3 separate regions of the Homo sapiens genome follow, and all the other regions are linked to region 1. The links are chromatin loops, found by intact Hi-C in ENCODE. Cell type or tissue: heart right ventricle. All regions are shown on one strand. Each heading gives the region's core, and the rest is flanking DNA. Links, peaks and the distances in the headings are about the cores only.

What was found. A loop is a pair of places that touch in the nucleus more often than their neighbours do. Peaks named below come from ENCODE experiments on the same cell type or tissue, not always from the same donor. Only the 100,000 strongest peaks of a DNase experiment are listed, where the experiment ranks them.
Region 2: it touches region 1 in a loop (2.8-fold over the local background); 9 of 110 quality-filtered maps call a loop at or near these places.
Region 3: a loop joins it to region 1, with 3 times the contacts of the local background. A loop is called at or near these places in 2 of 110 quality-filtered maps.

The regions. Positions count from the first base shown.
Region 1 is chr6:140,076,532-140,082,469 of GRCh38, forward strand. All of the region lies in intron 1 of LINC02941 (long intergenic non-protein coding RNA 2941), which reads left to right. All of the region lies in intron 2 of LOC107986652 (a long non-coding RNA gene), which reads right to left. Among named protein-coding and RNA genes, the nearest start is that of LINC02941, 100 kb to the left of the region's middle. In heart right ventricle, for the core only: no CTCF peak of the experiment used is centred there; a DNase peak (open chromatin) is centred at 3,060; H3K4me3 peaks cover 2,705 bases; H3K27ac peaks cover 4,039 bases.
Region 2 is chr6:139,762,319-139,768,256 of GRCh38, forward strand. No RefSeq gene overlaps it. Among named protein-coding and RNA genes, the nearest start is that of FILNC1, 5.8 kb to the right of the region's middle. In heart right ventricle, for the core only: no CTCF peak of the experiment used is centred there; a DNase peak (open chromatin) is centred at 2,408; H3K27ac peaks cover 3,135 bases.
Region 3 is chr6:140,344,075-140,350,012 of GRCh38, forward strand. No RefSeq gene overlaps it. Among named protein-coding and RNA genes, the nearest start is that of MIR3668, 140 kb to the left of the region's middle. In heart right ventricle, for the core only: no CTCF peak of the experiment used is centred there; no DNase peak of the experiment used is centred there; H3K27ac peaks cover 3,589 bases.

The DNA of each region.
Region 1 (5,938 bases), core at 385-5,384:
AGATGTGAGAAGGAAGAGGTACTATTGGAAGATAGAGCATAGTTTAGCACCTTGTCATAGAGACATTACTTGTCTAACCCCAGGCTGTATCAACAGATTGTATATCCTCCTGATTGAGGATAACAGTCTATTGCATTTCCTAGGCATTCCCCCACTTAGAAATTATTGAAGCATCCCATTTGTGTATGATTTTTGTGGGCAGCGATTCCAAGAATGGTGGAAGATACGTTTCTAAGACTTACGAGTTCCTTGGACCAGGTCATAAGCATTTAGAAAATAGAGTAATTGAGGGAGATCATGAATTGTATAGAAGTGAGGGATTCTGCAATTGAATATCCTTGCCTCATCAATCAATTCAGATACTTGGACATCTATGAAGCTCAAGACAAAATGTAGTTCAATACCTTACTAGGAGGAGCATTTTCACAGAGATAAATTATCCACTAGGGAGAATAATAAGTAGAATTACATGCCTATTAATAGTTGCATAATTTTAAAAGAAAAGAGCATGATTTGTTTAAGACACTAGTGTGTTTGACTCTGTCATGGTGATGTTTTGGTCATTTTCTTAAGGATGCTTCCAAATAATGGCCTCAGATACTGAAAAAGGTTAATAAGAATTCTGGCTGGATGTGGTGGCTCACACATGTAATCCCAACACTTTGGGAGGCTGAGGTAGGAGGCTCTCTTGAGGCCAGAAATTCAAGACACACCAGGGCAACAGAGTGAGACCCCATCTCTACGAAAAAATAAAAACAAAAACAAAACAACAACAATAACAAAAACAATAAAATCAACTGGGTGTGGTCCTGCATGCCTGTAGTCCCAGCTGCTGAGGTGGGAGGACAGATTGAGCCTAGGAGCACGAGGCTGCAGAGAGCTGTGATTGTACTACTGCACTCCAGCCTGGGTGACAAAGCAAGACACTGTCTGAAAAAAGAAAAAAAAAATGTTTTCTTTTTTTCTTTCCCATAATTCACTGGCTCGTTTGCTTTTTGGGTACTTTTAATTTTCCCTCTAAATTTCAAAGTACTAGGTGTTAAAATCTGGACATTTGAAAGTTTGATTTGCAATCATCTAAACTCCTAAAAAACAGAGGTCTCTTTCTAACATTGATTTACTCTCAGAGGGTCACTCATAAACATATTCATTACAGGCACACTCCACGAATATTCAATAATACATCAATCACTAAGCTGTTTATGTTAAGAGACACAATTGAAATTGAACAATATAACTCAATAAAATTACTGGTCTTTTTATTTATTCATCCAAATCCTAGTTGCTCAGTCATTGTAAACAGATCCATTGGAAACAATTCACTTTTCTATTGTTTCAGGATTGATCTTCTCAAACACATGATTATTCTTAATTCAGACAAAATATTTCATTTCTTTAAGTACACCAGAAGGAATTAGAGCCAGCTGAATGCAATAAGAGAAGAGGAAGGAAGACGCTCAGTAAAAGGAAATCAAACCTGTTTACAAGTCTGGATCTAAACACTTGTGAGATTTGTGGTTTTGGAAACTACGTTCATATGTTAGAGGAGAAAATGATGAATACTGGATAAACATGGGTTTAAATGGCCTAGGCCAGATTCTTATTCCTCTTTGCACCCTAAGTATCTCTTTTAAACAAAGAGTTTCACTTAATTTCAAAAAGACCACATGCAGACAAAAGATCAATGAACAGCAGAGTGACAGAGAAATTCAATTTTTCCGAGAATGTTGATATATCTACCATCCAGAAGACAATTTAAAATATGGAAGCACTCATAAAAACAATTAATGTATGTAGTCATCATGAGATACACCAAATTATCATCTCATACTAGTGGTAAATCTTGGTTTCCTAAATCTGTTTTTTGTTTCCCGTTCTTCCACTTTGAATATATGATACTGCAAATATGCTAAACAGGGCCCTTGGGCAAATTAGAAACAGAGGTTGGCAAAAATATTAGGAATTTTTTTGTTTCAATTTAAAATGTGTTTTTTTAGAACGTAAAAAACTTAATATAAGTGTATTCTGGAATCATAAGGATGAACATCAACTAAACGAGTCCTGTCCTGGAACTCTAGTGCCCTTTGGCATATGTATTTATTTATCTACATTTTAAACTTAATAATTTTTTAAAAGTATGAGGACAGCTGGGTTGAAGCTATTCAATATGCAGTCATTTTGGATCAATGTGACTTCAAGTGATGGGTTACCAGAAAAGATGCTGGACTGTAAGAGTTTTTGAATTTGTGGGCTTAGGAATTTTGATGACTAAAAAAATAAAAAAAAAAGGCTAAAGGGAATTGGCATTTAAATTCCATGTGGCTGAGCTTTTTAGTTGCATTCAGACACTTCTATTTTTATTTCTTCAAGCTGGGCCTGTTTCCAAGAAGGAAGCTGTGGAATTATTGCTCTTACTCCCACATTTAGTGCAATCCCTTACAATACTAAGGATAGGTCAGATTTTTGCCCGTCCCCTGCATTAAACCTACAAGTAGATCAGATTTCAGGATAAGCAACAAGCAAAAAAGGACAAAAAAATTTCAAGTGAAACATTTGAACCAGCTTGACTTGAATTAGGGTCGAATCAACTGCATAATCTAATGTTCATAGAGTGCTTTGTCTTTAGAACCTGGCTGGTTTTACCCTATAACATTTAAGTTATTCTTCCATTTATTCTTTTTCTTCTTCTCTTCTTCCTTTTATTTTTATTACCCCACTGTGTTCCTATACATTTAAAAGGTTAGCTGTTTTTGTTTTATGCAATGGAAAAACTGTTGTTGAAGTTTTAGCCTTGAAAAGCACTGACTGTACCTAAAAACGGAAAGAAAGCACTCCTTTGCCTTGCCTCCCATTGGTTGTTTGGAAACAGCTGTTTGACGCCAAGTTTGTACTTCACTCTTATCAGCTCATTTGGTGAGATCAGAATGTGCCTGAATAACTCTGAAGGTTAAAATATGTTGACTGAATTTTCTGCTGCCACCATTCAGCAGCAGCTAGGCTATGCCTCTCATGATCATGACACGTAGTGGAAATTTTCCTGGCTTCTATACATCATCATCTCTGCCTGGTGAGTGTCATACTGAGGATGAGCACAGCAGGACGGCCTGCCAATGGGCCTGACAGAGCTGGCCTACGAACATATGGAATTGTGCTTCCAATGGAAAGCACACTATTTGCATTGACTTGTCATCATTCAGGGACCAAATTTTTTATTTTTGCCTTTTTATCAACCATTGGTGTCTTGTTTAGGGCATCTATAACTTTTTTTTTTTCAGAGAAAATTGGGCATTACGATTTTCTTACTCAATCTCATAATCATTTTAAGCATTCCAAAAATTATACTCCACTGGTCCTGACTGCTACTTAAATTGTATGCGTTCTTTCCAGTCCTTATTTACAATTTAACTCCAAATGCTTCATAGTACAAACAGAAGAGCCTTTGATTTTGATTTTTTTAATCATTCAATCTTACAGAATTGAATCATGCCATATTGTTATTTTTGCTCAGCAATTAGAAAATACTCACTGTCCAACAGTCCAAGAACTTTTAAGTATTACAAAATCCTTTTCCGTAATCTCATGTTAACAATACAGCCTTAGTTTAGAAGCATTTTCTAAAAGATGTTAAGCATTAACCTTGTAATTTGTGGTGTGCTTATATTTATCGCCAAATAATTTGCAGCATTTTGTCAGTTATTTATCTAGTTATTTATATGTTTATCTGATGCCTATGCTGAAATATTCAAGGGCTTTTACAAGTGTGCTGTGTTAGCAGAAAATACTGTTCAAGGGAGAAAAAAATATTCTTTTTCACTTGACTACTTCAATACAGCAACTACAGTAGTTACTGTATGACTTATTGAACAACCATTAGAAGGAAAGAGATGAAATAGATCAGCCAATCCCCTAAGTCATAGATACTGAATATCTACTTCGTGTGGGTTTATGTCTAAGATATCATGGGAGCTCCACAAAATATATAACTGTTACCCAAATGGCAAAATAGTGAACTTGGGATCAACATAAATTTTAAAAGGCTTGTACCTAATTTTTATTCTTTTTTGTTCCTCAAGTTCTTTTAAACTTAGAGCTTCCCTGGGCCTCAACCAGTGCCAGCTGGGCAAAAATTCAATAACCTATGTGGAGATCATTATTGACCAAACATGTTATCAGATTTAGATGGTTTGATATGCAATTATTCTGAAGACCAATTAAATATCACACACTGTGGTCATTAATAGACAAAATTGTATTCTTATATGAATGATACATCTTAGTTTCCCATATCTGTTTTCTCCTTCCAGTATATATTTTTTGAATAAATATTAAAAACCTGCCACATGGACAAACCATGCCAGTGTTTCCTTTTCATCATATACAGTTATTTGAAGAGGTTGGCATTAATCTGTGAATTCTCCATCTAGCTCATCAGGAAATAGCTGCAAAGAAGGAATTATCAAATAGTTACCTTGGTCCCTGTGGGAAGAGCGGGGCTCCTTATGGGGAAGATGGGAGAGACAAATTTAGGAAGAAGAACTGAGAATTGTTTTTTCTTCCTAATTCTTGCCTAAATTCAGATAACTTATTATGGATGCTATTTTCATCTTCTGAAATATCTAACCACCTTTTCAAAGACTAGGTTTAATTGGGGAGGATTTTCCCTTCTACAAGGCTTGCTTCAATTCTAGACTCATTAAGATGTTGAAATATCTATTCTGGTGGTTCTTTCCTTAATGGTATCAGGTTGAATTCTGTCTAAAGTTTTACAGGTTCAGATGTTGAATCTTGTTAAGATGCAGATGTGTTCCAGGATCTCCACCTAGAACAGCCATTCAAAAACCCCAGAGTAGAGCTAAACTTTGTGTGCTTGTGAAGTATGATGCACACACAAAACTACAGTGTAGTTGAGAAATGATTGTGAAGATAAAACCATGCCTCGTGTACAAAACCCCACACATATAAAAATAATCATCTTCAACTTTATGTAATTGTTCATAAAATAGATTATTTAATATTAGTTTTTTTAAACACAGTATGAAAGTAAAATTTTAAAAGTGTAATTATTTGAAGTGCACAAGAGTGCTTTACATTAAAAAATTGCAACTATATGCCCCTAAGCAAATCAATTAACTTCTCTGGTTGTGGTTTCCTCTTCTGCAAAACCAGAGGATTGGACCAGCTATTTCTCAGGTTTCTCTCAGGTCCAGTATTTAATAATTCTGTGACTCATTTTATGAAATTCATCACACCTTAATTTATGAACTTCTAATTACATATTTGTAAGTAGGCTTTTCTTAAAATGGTTTCATACCATTTGTTATATTAATACTTGCTTAACAGTTAAAGAGAAATTAAAGATAGAAGAGAATGAACAAGAGACAGGAATAAGAAATAGTTCCTAAAGCCCAAAGTACTAAAAGGCATTACAGGCAATACAATTTTGTGGGTATTTTGAAGAAAAGGAAAGTCACTGTAAACTTTAGTTTCTATTTTGTGCCATATGTGTTATGGCTGCTAGTTACTTAATCTCACAACTACTCTAAAATAGATATTAATGTCCAGTGTATATTGCTAAGTAAACTATGGCTCAGAAAAATCCAAATCCATTGAATTAGGAAGTAACACAGTTGAGGTCTTTGGGTTTGAGTGATTCTTTACATGCTCTTACCAGATCATGATGCAGTCTTTGTTTATCAGGATAAAATAGCAAAAGAGAACTGCACATAGAAGGATTAAGTAGCACATGAAATGTCTATGCTCCTAAAGAGTTCCAAAATAATGTCTTTTATCAACATTTGAATTTTTATTAAAAAATTCTTACCCAGAATAAATTGAAATAAAGTATAAAAGACCACATATGGTGCTAACAAAGACTTATGTCTGCTGATGCTATGCTATTCAGTGATATAACAATGCTAATCATAGCAATAAAATATTT
Region 2 (5,938 bases), core at 494-5,493, 310 kb before region 1:
TTTCAGTATGAACAATCTTCACATCAAATGTAGTTCAGTAAAAGCAATTCTACTGATATTTATACAGGAGTTCTATGAAATAATTTCCTCTAGTCCGTCTAAATTTGGGAATAGATATGAGAGTATCTGCCCAAATGGAAGGACTACTCTATCAATTAGGTAGGGCTAGTTTGTGCCAGAAAATGTCAGTTGCTTAAAACTACAATATTTAATTTTTGTTCAGGCAACACGTTCACAATGGGTTAAAAAAGGACTCTGCTCATTGAAGTTATTAAGGAACCCTTGGTGAATAGAGGCTTCATGCTTTCATGATCACAGAGACTTGGGGAAAGGACACAGCAAACCACGTAGTAGCTCTTAAAACTTTGGCCCAGAACAGTCATCACGTCTGCTGACTGAAGCAAATCAGTCATCAGGCCAGGCCAGTCTTCTATAGAAAGGGATGTGCAATCCTCCCATAGGGAAGTGCACTGAATATTGTAAACAACAATACAGGTTATGACAACCATGTGTCCTTAACAAAAAAACCTAAATAATGATTTTCTCAACTGTCATTTCCCAACATATTGGGTGACAAAAATTTCCAAATTGCATCATTCCCTACTGACTCCCTGAAGTGGTAGTGTTCTCTGCTGGCAGTTTAAAATGAGAACTGTCTGCTTTCAAGGATAGACCGGCTGCGGGTAGGATTGATATTCTACCATGAAAATGCAGCAGCTTAAAGGAGCCATGCCAGAATACTCTCCACCACTTAATACTTTTTATTGCTTTTGACAACTTAAACTCCACATTTTTTCCTTCTCTAGGAAAACATATTGGTAACTAGACATATACATAACATAGATTGGTATAATGATGATGCCTTTTATGATTCACCTTAACCATTCTTTCGTGACCCCTGCCATCAAAAACATTCAGTGACTTCCAGTGGCATTCCTAGCATTTTTGACACCTTGGCTGGATCATTTTTATAACACCCCTCACTTTGTGATGCAATTATTTTCATGTAGTAATTAGCAATCAATATAATTTTTAAATCTTCTGTTTTAAAACAAATGAAAAGAAGTGATTTTGATTCTAAAGATTGTGCAAATTTGGGATATTTTATATATGAACTAAAATTTGCACTTATCAAATAAAAAATGTTATACTTGCATTTTGCATTTAAACGAAAATAGGAAACTCCAAGTGATCCCATAATAACTCAAGTTCTGTTTCTTTGACTTAGAATTGCAGCTATGTCTGCCCAAGGCAATTGCCAAGGTTTCCCAATTTATCCTGAATGATTGTAGCTGAGTGGGGTACGTTTGGGGAACAATTGTTTAACTGGGAATTTGCTGAGTTAACTTTTATGTTGAACACAATATTTAATAAAGGACAAATAATAAAAATGTGCTAATTCAAACCACACAATGTATTATTAAAACTCAATGGTAATGGCAGCAATTGTTTAAAACTAAGACCAGAAATGATTTTTTTTTTTTTTTGAGGAGGAGTATTTTATCACTTCATTGTTTAGAAATGTCGGCAGGAAGTGATGATTAGAATCAGAATGACTGGGTTTTATTATAGCTTTAAAATTTTTTATAGACAGGGTACCCCCTCATTGTCCATACCCAGAACTCCCTCATACTTGGTCAGTCACTGGTGACTCCTCAGTGTTTACATAATTGAGTCTAAAGTGGTGATCTTTAGCATAGTTCTCCATCATATGGCCTCAACCTCCTTCCAGCCTACTCCTCCACAGTTCACCTATTGCGAAAATACCCCATCATCTAGAATTGTGAAAATATTCTGTTCCCTGAGCCCTCCTCTTAAAAAAATGCTTCTCTGTGTGTTTGTATTTCTCCCTCTGACAATGTAAGTGTAAAGAGCACAGGCTTTAGAGCCAGGATTTTGTGGGACTGGATTTTCCCTCTGCAGCTTATAAATTGTGTGACCTTGGACAAGTTATCCAACCCATCTGGGCCTCATCCTCCTCATCTGCAAAAATATTGATTACAGAGCCCATTTACAGATACCACTGGATGAGATGAGAACACATAAAATATATGTTAAATTGTCTTATCCCTCCATATCTTTCATTATTCTCCCTTAATAAGTTTTGCATATCTAACAGTTACAGGACTTTGATCAAAATAGGCCTGCATAGAGTTTGAACAACTGAATTGAATTTATTGGGCTTCATTCATGATATACAAGCTTCCAAAGTCACATGGTCTAAGCCCAAGCTCCAGTTCTTTCTACAATTGCCTCAGCTGTGAGTCTTGAGCATTGTCATAAGAAGAGAATCTAGGATATTTCTCATTTGGCTTCAGTTCCTCTTCTTCAGCTGTCCAGACCTCTTTCATTTAGAAAAACACTGTGACAAAATGAGGAGGCTGCAGAAGCACAAGTGGGAATGGCAGCTGACCGCACGGGGAGAAGGTGTCTATTTCACCTTCAGGACCATCTTAGCATTTTGAGCAGCTCATAGGTCAGGAATGCTGTTGTCATCAGGGTTAGAGCTATGTCCTGAATAAATACCAAGTTAGGAGGAAGATGACTCAGAGCTGCCTAAACCTCATACTCCTCTGATATTTTAAGCAACAGAGAGTGGCAAGCAGCTGTTAGATATCTTTGCTTCTTTGTTCAGGCAAAGCTTAGCCTGTTCCATTTGGAAAGAAAATGGTCATAATTTCCAGCCCATTTTAAACTCTTCCTTCTTAGAATTGTTACTGCACACATAACCTGGGTCACACAACTTAGTTTTCTGCAATCTCAACTCTTTTTCTAATTATTTCCTCTTCCCCAAATGGATATTAAGTTTGTTGTGGAAAGAGAATATGCCTTATATTCCTCTTATATTCTCTCCAAACTGAAAGATTAGCCTTTGGCCCAGAGTAGGTAGTGCATACAAGCACTAATTTCATTTATATGGGACTTTAAAATGAAAAATTACCTTTATGTCCATTCTTTTGTTTAAACTTCACTACAACTTCATAAAATAATTGTTATTATCTTTATTTTATAAACCAGGAAACTAAGGTTTAGAGAGATTAAGTATACTGCCAAGGATAAGGATCATACAGCTAGTAATTAGCAAATCCTGCATTTGTGTGTGTGTGTGTGTGTGTGTGTGTATTCACCTCATAAATCGTATCTTAAAGACTCATTCATTAATGACAGCTTAATTGAAAACCTTTAAAAAATATATTTAATTTTTTTCTACTTATTAAATCCTTGTTCCCTAACTTGTTTTTATTGCTCTGAAAGCAGCTAGAAAACCATTTTGTAATTTGCAAAGATGTAGATCTAGAACCTAATTATTTCATTTGTATGCAGAAAAGAAAACCTGTACAAATGTAAGAAGAAATGGCACAGGAAAATCCCCAAGTAATAAGAAACCATAAATTCATTTGTATTTTAGGTAATATGTTTATGGCAGATATTTAGAGAATTCACATTATTTTGGGGCATCATTATTTATCTGAAAGATTAGGAAGGGCGTGGAAGAGTCTGTGCGGTTAAGGAGAGCAAAATAGGTGTAAATAATATCAATTGGTAGACTCATTTGATTCAGTCAACAGGTTTTATGAAGCACCTGCATTTTCTGTCATGGCTGGAGAGTGGTTTTCAACACATGTTAACATTTGGGTAGGTCAGATACTCTGTGAGTTCAATCAAGATAACCCTGTTTACCCACTAAGATGACTCAGAGAGCTGCTAGGACCTAGTTTTTTCATTTCGGTCTCGTGCTGCAAATGGTCAGCAACTATGAGATTGATGGAAGACATTTGCCTCAATTATTATGCTATGATTCATAGATTCCTACTATAGAACATAACTGAGTATTTGGCCTTCCTCTTTCAGTTGGGGAGAGTAAACAAATTTCTTATTTATATCAACAAGTCATAATTTGAGCAAGTTAAATATTAAAACCTATTGAAACAGAAAAAGAAGTTAAGTTTAGGTGTGGATAATGTCAAGAACAACTATTTAGTCTTTATTTGCGAGATGATGGGCAAACATTTTATGCTGCTTGCAAAATTAATGTCTTCAGTAATTTACTACACCTTTTACTTCATTCATGACAATTTCAAAGGATTAACTGTGAATGGATATTTGAGGAAGTTAGCTTACTGGATCACCAAAGAGTGGCCCAAGGAAGGGTGGGGAGTAGAAAAGTGCTCAGGAGATAGCTGTTGAAGCTGCAGAGAAATCTCTATTTCTATCTCCTGGTTTAAACCCTCCATCCCACTCAATGTGCATTAACCTGAAATATTAATAGATCACTGTGCTTCTCCCTTAAAAACAATGCACAGGCATTTAGATTGATGATTGCTGCTGCATTCAAGGTTCTGTAAATAATGATAACAATACTGTCTAGCACATTATATAAGATCACCTAAATTATAAGTAGAAGATGTATCACGTCATGGTCAAGTCTAATATATATAATTTATGGGCTTTATTCTCACTGTTGCAAGTGTCTATTGAAGAGGGCAAGAATAATGACCCTTATCCAGAAAAATATGTGAAGCCTGTGTCTTTTTCTAAATCTGGAGTTTAAGAAACTGTGCGATCCAAAGGAAAATCCCTTTCAAGGGGAAAAATTAAATCATTTAAGATCACCCCTCCCACTAGGTTCCATTAACCACATTTTGTGAACTTAGTATGTGTCTGACACGATGATGAGTATAATGGCAGTGGTGGTAGGAGGTGTAAAAAAGTGTTGGACATGTGCCTCACTTTCACTGTTAGCACTATTTCTTTGAGGAAAGGATGGCAGTCTGTCTTTTTCTTCTGTTTTGGGAATATCCCAAAGAATTATTAAAAATGGTTTTAACTTTCATTGTGTCCTCAAAGTCTTGTGCTTTGATATTTTTTTTTGTTCTCTGAACCTAATTTTACACTTTCTCATAGCTATAAGTATTCATCTTTTAAATATTTCTTTCTCTTCCAAGACAGCTTTCTCATAACTTATCTCGCCTGTCTTCTTTCTTTTAGATTTTTGCTGATTTTCTTAACATAACAACTTTGAGCTCCATTGTGGTAATTTTTCCATCTGTTATGACTTTGTAAGCCTGTCTGCAAACCTTGCATCATTGTCACCTATTGGTGCATCGAACTGAATTATTCTCCTTCCCAGTTCAGAGCTTATTGTACATCCACAAAAGACTTTTCTTTTGTTTAATCATATACCTTAATCCATTTCTGCATCTATTCTCCTTTTTTCATCTGCAAACATTAATCGTTTCATGCGTTAATTTGAACTTCATGAAACAGACATTATGTAGGTCAAAACAGTCAAATATCAACAATTTCATATGATTCAAATTAACATGTCTTCCCAATTCCCATTTCCTATTAATTATAATTTTCAAAAATTGAAAAATATACAATATTTGTATATTTCCTTTTCTGACTAAATTAGTGGTGCCACCTATATCAAATAGCTAGTTCCTACAAACATGGCGCTGTACCCGGGTTCTGTACGCTTTTCCAGGAGCATAGGCTGCTGCCTAGTTATCACGAGGTGCAATGATTTTGCTTTCCTTGCCAATATTGTTTTAGATATTTATGGGTCTTTGCAGTTGTTGAAATAAATTTAGCTGATTTTTAGCAATTAATCTTCTAATTTCAAAATACTTTCTCTCCTATTCTCCATCCCTTTGTCTGTTTGCTCTTTGTCCTTTCCATTTTCTCAACAGTATATTTAAGATCTTCCATTGCATTTTTAATGTTAACTATTGTAAGTTTAATATCCAAGGTCTTTATCATGTTTTCTGATTGTTCCTTTGTAACAGCATCTTGTTTTTGATTCATGGATGTAATATTTTCTTTCATCTCTCCAAAAATATTAATCATAGTTTTATCTCTTTTCCTCCAGCTTGCTTCTTATATTTTCTATTCCCAGTACCTGATCATATTTTAGAGTGGAGGTTTGAAAAGTGAA
Region 3 (5,938 bases), core at 494-5,493, 270 kb after region 1:
CCCACAAGCAAATGCTTCAAGGGATATGAGAGAATACTAATGTACTTTTCCTTTATTATAGGAGTTCCTATGTGTTCCATGTGTATCTTTCTAAATATTTAAGTGTCAGGTTCACTTGTTTACTCTAAAATGTAGATATATTGATATTACTCCATCTACATTAACTTCCCAGTCTTTTCTGTCATCATTTAAAGACAGTGTAAAGATTAGTGCACAGTGTGTAGTCATAGCATATTCATTTAGTCAAATTCTCATTCACTGCAATAATTCAATGAAGATGTGTTGACAGCCCTTAGGTGTTAGATGCCCTAAGCAAGGTCCCACAGAGTGCAAAAGCTAATGAGTCTCTCAGTTAAGAAGGTTGCAATCTGTTATATAGTAGGAATGTACATTTATAAATTAATGCTTCAGTATATAGATGCAATAGTAGCTGTATAAACAATCTTAGAGGAAGGTAAAAATTAGTCCAGGATATCCAGGCCTCTTGAAAGGTAAAATTTGAACTCACTCTAAAAGTGAGTATAGACTTGCCATGGGAAAGAGAAATGAGAGGTATTTCAGCATGGTATGCCATGCTATTTCCTATCTCTAATTTACCCAATGACTCACAGAGTGAAGAATTATATTGGCAGAAGTTTAGTGTCTGTGTCAGGAAGGAAGGAAAGTAACTAAAATGGTAGCTTGGGAATGTTGTTTGTGAAGTTAAGAAATTTTGACTTTATTCTGTAGGTAGTAAGGAGTCAATAGGTTTGTGAGCAAAAAATAACATGATCAGATGCTGGTCTTAGGAAAATACTCAGGTAGCAGTGTTAGGGGTGGACTTGAGTAAAAAGCGACAAGAGTGCAATTTTGAAAGCAGTTGCAAAATCCCTTATGAGATATATTGAGGACTTCAATGAAGTCCTGGATGGAAAGGAAGTTACAGACGAGGGTACTGAAAAAAAACAACAACAACAACAAAAAAAAGAGTCACTCATTTAATAGCTAGGAAGGCCATTTCTAGTTCAATGGTGGAAAATAGAACATAGATATTGACTCTTTAGAATTAAAGTGATTTGAGATAATATACCAAATACAGATAAGTCTTTAAATAAAATTGATTATAAAAAGAAGAAGAAAAATGGGGAAGTAATTTAAGCGAAAGAGGAGGAAGACATTGGAAAATTTATGGGTTTGTTTGCTTGTTTAATAAAAATGCTGGCTTGTCCATGGAAAGGTTAAATCTCAGTTTGATCTGTGTTGTAACATGTGGCTGATGTGAAGTTTAGGCATGAAGTGAATTATGTCATTTTTTGGACTATCCTTTTGAGACTGTTTTAAGAAGCCACCAAATAAAATGAATGTTTATACTTTGTACGTTAGTGGTGAGAAATCTACAGCCAGCATAGAGGAACGTTTTCAGAAGTATACAATCTTATTTATGGTTTATTGCTGATTTTTTCTACAGGCAGAAAAATCTGTAGTGGCTAACTCCTACCTTCCTTGAATCTGAATGGTTGTTGAACAAGAGGGGTGCCTGAGTACAAAAATAAAGTGATGAGTTTACATAGCATCGAATTTGCTTACTAAGAGTGAGGTTTGCTAACATTTTCATTGCCATGCCTCTCCTTGAGTGAGTTGCAATTAGGCTGATCCAGGAGAAAAATACCAGTCAAATGAGCTTTACTGTTGAAATGCTGGTGGATAATGGTGAAACTAATGTGTTACAAGTCTGGCCATAACATAATAACATGTTATTAATTTTTTCATGTTCAAGATATTTGGGTATTATCAGCACAAGCATGCTTAGTTAAACCGTAATGGGAAATATACAAAGCTTTTCAACTCAAGTACTACTTAAATTCTCATACTATTTACCAGGGAAAGATATAAAAAATTGTTTTTAAATTCTTAGGGAAGTCTTTTAAACATGTGGATATCAAGCTACTATTTTTGTATGTAGTCTATTCCTATCATTTTGTTCCAGCTCTTCATTTGTGTTGTGAGATCTTGCTGGGCAAAATGCTATTCCTGTTACTGACTACAGATGCACTAAATGCCTATAACGACACATTTAACTCCCATGATCGTCTAATTTTACTTTCCCTACACTGGAAGCTCCTCCAGTTCCAGGCTTTCTTTATAGCTCTAGACAGATATAGCTAGAACTCAATATGTGTTTAAAGGCAGTGAGTTCTTTGGTATTGCTTTTTTGAGGCTACTTTATTTGAAAGTGAAACGTCAATTTTTATGTAATACATTTTCATTTTATTGTAGAAAGTGAGAAAATCCTTTTAGTTACTCAAATCTGTCTGAGTGTTTTGTGTTACATATCATTGAGGAATTGGACGTCAGTGTAGTATAGGACTTTTTCCCATATAGTAAAAATACTTGATAGCTGACGATTTTGCTTCATAAGATTCTACAGTCAAACTTTCTCTCAACCTACTATAATGGGACTTGGCACACAGAGTTCTAACTCTTAATGTTATTTCTTGCATCATTTTACACCTTTTAAAATGTCCTCAATGACTCAAATCCTTGGCCTTTGGAATGTGTTTTGTTAACTGGAAAGATGTAAACAGCTCATTTAACTTGACCTTCAAATGTTCCTTCCTTCCTCCTTTTGGTATGAGCACAGCACAGGCCGTTAATATCTGTGATAGCCGTGAAGTGGCATCCACCTCCCCCAGCTCTTCCCCTTCGTGATGCCAGTCATACTTCGTCAGTACTGACAAGCAATTATTAGTCTTTGTTTCCTTTACACTGTATATTGGCAAAACAATCATTGAAAGGAATTGTAGAGGGAGAAACCACTATCTTTGCACTATTGTGGTAACACAGCTTTTAGGCTTGCTGAGAATATCCATTAGTTTTGTCCTCTTATCTAAAAATGATTTCTTCTTTGCTTTGTATTGCTCTGGGAGTTGAATATTTCACCAACTTCTGCCACATTAGGGATGGATATCTTTATTTCTTCAATAACTGGGGTCTTTTCCCTATTGCCCTCTGTTCCATGCTTAAAGGCATTCTTAGTACATTTCAATTCCAGTTGTATTAGCTGTAATTTGGGTACTTTTAAAAAGCCTATTTGATTCTCAAGAGCTTTTTCCATCTTTTTTATTGGTCTGACCTCAGTCTACTAAGGCAAATTGGTCCCGAGGTATATTCTTATAGACTGAATGTGTAAAGATAGCACAGGGACACTTAGCTAGGTGCTTTACTCAAGTTACAGCAAAGAAACTTTATCTTTGAAGTTTTTTAATTATATCAAGCCTTGGAAGTAGGGCAAGTTTTGCTTAGTAAAGTTATTCTTTCAAATTTTATCATAAACTCTCAAGATCCATGATTTCTTAAAGATTTTACCTTTTGGAAATAAAGGTAGACCACCCAAATGACAACAAACAAAGGCAGTTATTCAGAGCTTGCTGTATCAAAGGAGTCAGCCACCATGAATTAAATTTGGCAGAGACTCAAAGACAGGCTGTGGATAGAAGCCATTTATAGTGATAAAAAATAAAAGGTGTATAGTGATAAAAAATAAAGGCTTTAGATATGCACTGTTGGAGTTTGTTGGCATGGGGAAGCTGCAGGTAGGCTACCTAGAAGCAGGACATCCTATGCAATTGTTTGAGGAACATTTTGGGCTTTGTCTAGTTCCTCCTGAATTGGGGGTGGGACAAAGCAGTAGGAAAGCTGGCAGCTATTGACAAAGGCCTGACCATTCTGGGCCAGTTACTACAGAGATTGTGGTGTGGCTTCTTGGGCTGGTTGTATCTTAGGTTGTAGGTCAGAGTTCTATGGCTAGGATTTTTTTTTTAATCTAAAAATCCAGCAATAACAATGCATTGTACTCTGCTAAAAAGTGTCTAGGTACTATTTATATCTATTGGATATAAATAGGGTTGGGTTGCAATCTATTTATTCTTTTTTTAACCTATTGCCATTATTACTCTGTGAAAAAATAAAAAAACACTTGATTGAGATAATGCATTTCATGGCTAGCTCTTGTGAAAGAGTTTCACTTATTATAATCATGGCTTTGTAGTCTACATAACCTTGAAAAAATCATTCAGCCTCTCCAAAATGTATTCTATTAGCTATATTGGGAAATATACAATCATATTATTCCTGTGCTCTCTGTCTTTAAAATTGTAAGATCATTATAGTTTTATAGAAATACGAGTGAGAAAAAATTTTTAAAAATACACCACTAAAAGTCATTAGGATTCTAAACACAGGATAGAATTTTCAGAGAAGTAATGAAGCTAAGTACTTTCCAGATGGGTAATTTTTATCATACATACAACAGGGACAGGATGTGGAAGAGGGTCTCTATGGACCATGACATGTTGGGTAGCAGGCAGGGACTAGGAAGGGTTTGCTTCTATCTATCAGTAACATATGCAGATAGCATACTATTCATTTTGAGAAGGAAGGGCAACCAAATTTTAGGGGTCATCTGTGGAGAAATGGAGACAATGATTATCAAGGTAAAAAGCTGCCTATGTTGGATTCCATATTTTTCCTGATCACGTTTCCTGACTTCAAGTTGATATAAAGGTAAACTCAAAATTATTGTATTAAACATTTCTTGGCTTCCTTAGTCATAGCTTAGATATGTCTTGATCAATGTATTTCTAAAGACTGACTGACTCTCATGGCTGTTCTGACTTCCTATCCTCATCCTACTCTATTAAATAAGCAATTACATTACACTATTACAAAACTACAGAGAGTATCAATAAAGTTTTTTAAAAAACTCAAAATGATAAATAAAATGGTTATCATTTTGAGTTATACCTTGTAGACTTATAGGTAAAGAAAATTGTTATAAGTAATCAGTCAATATTTCACTGTGTGAAAATTCTATTACATAAAAAGTATTTTTTCTACTGGAAAAAAATTATTCTCAGAAGAGAATAAAACTTGGCATAGATTTTTGTATGTTACATAAATTTCTAACTGAAGTTTTAGGATAGGCATAGGTTTATTCTGCAGTTTTAGACATTAGAATTATAATTATACATGTTTGCATTGTATATATTTTCTGTGGACGAATTTATATTGACTATTGACTGGACAGTGATAAGCATTAATGAAAGAATGGTTTAGGAAAAGTTTTGAATCTTTTATATAATGTTATAGAGATGAGCTTTCAGTCACTTATGCTATCCAAATCTCAAATAAAATATGAGCGAATCTTGGTCTTAGTGGCCTTTGTCATTCTTCCCATTGTGTATGATCACAATGCTAGGTAGAAATGAAAGACACACTTTTTTGTTGACTGAAATGCCCTGCAGATGTAAAATAAATGTTCCCAACTTAAGGCCTTTTAGTACAGAAAAAGTTCCAGAGTGAATACTCCAAAGATGGGTGCCCATTGTACTCAGTATAAGGACCTGACATTCATGGTATTTTTGCACTTGGATTGAATTATTGATTTTAAAAAAGGAGAAACTAAAGGAAGAAAAAAAGAAGGTAGAAGTAGGATGGGAAAGATGCCCAAAAAATGAACAAAATAACAGAAAGAGGCCTGATTCTGAAAAGACCATAGCCGCTGAATGAGTCAGATTCAAGCTGTGATGCTTAATCTGGGCCCTTACTCTTTGTTCTCAGCTCCTTTCTGGTTCTAGTCATTTTGATAAAATATTTTAAAGTTATTTTGCCTTTCATATATTGATAGCTCTAGTTGGCAGAACTAGGCATTAACAGGTGTAATCATTGTTGCTTTCTATTTAAGTGAGAGTAATTCTCTCCTTGAACCCACAATATTTTCTTTTTATCACAACCTTTAAACATACCCAGAGATTAATTGTGCATGCCAGGATTCTAAGAAATGAGAGATTTAGTCTCTATTTGTAGATTCAACCTCGCTTTTACATTATGTGAAGTTTGTTCACTGAGAACTTGAAACCAGACCAAATAAACTGGGCAGCTTGAAAAACAGACAAACAAA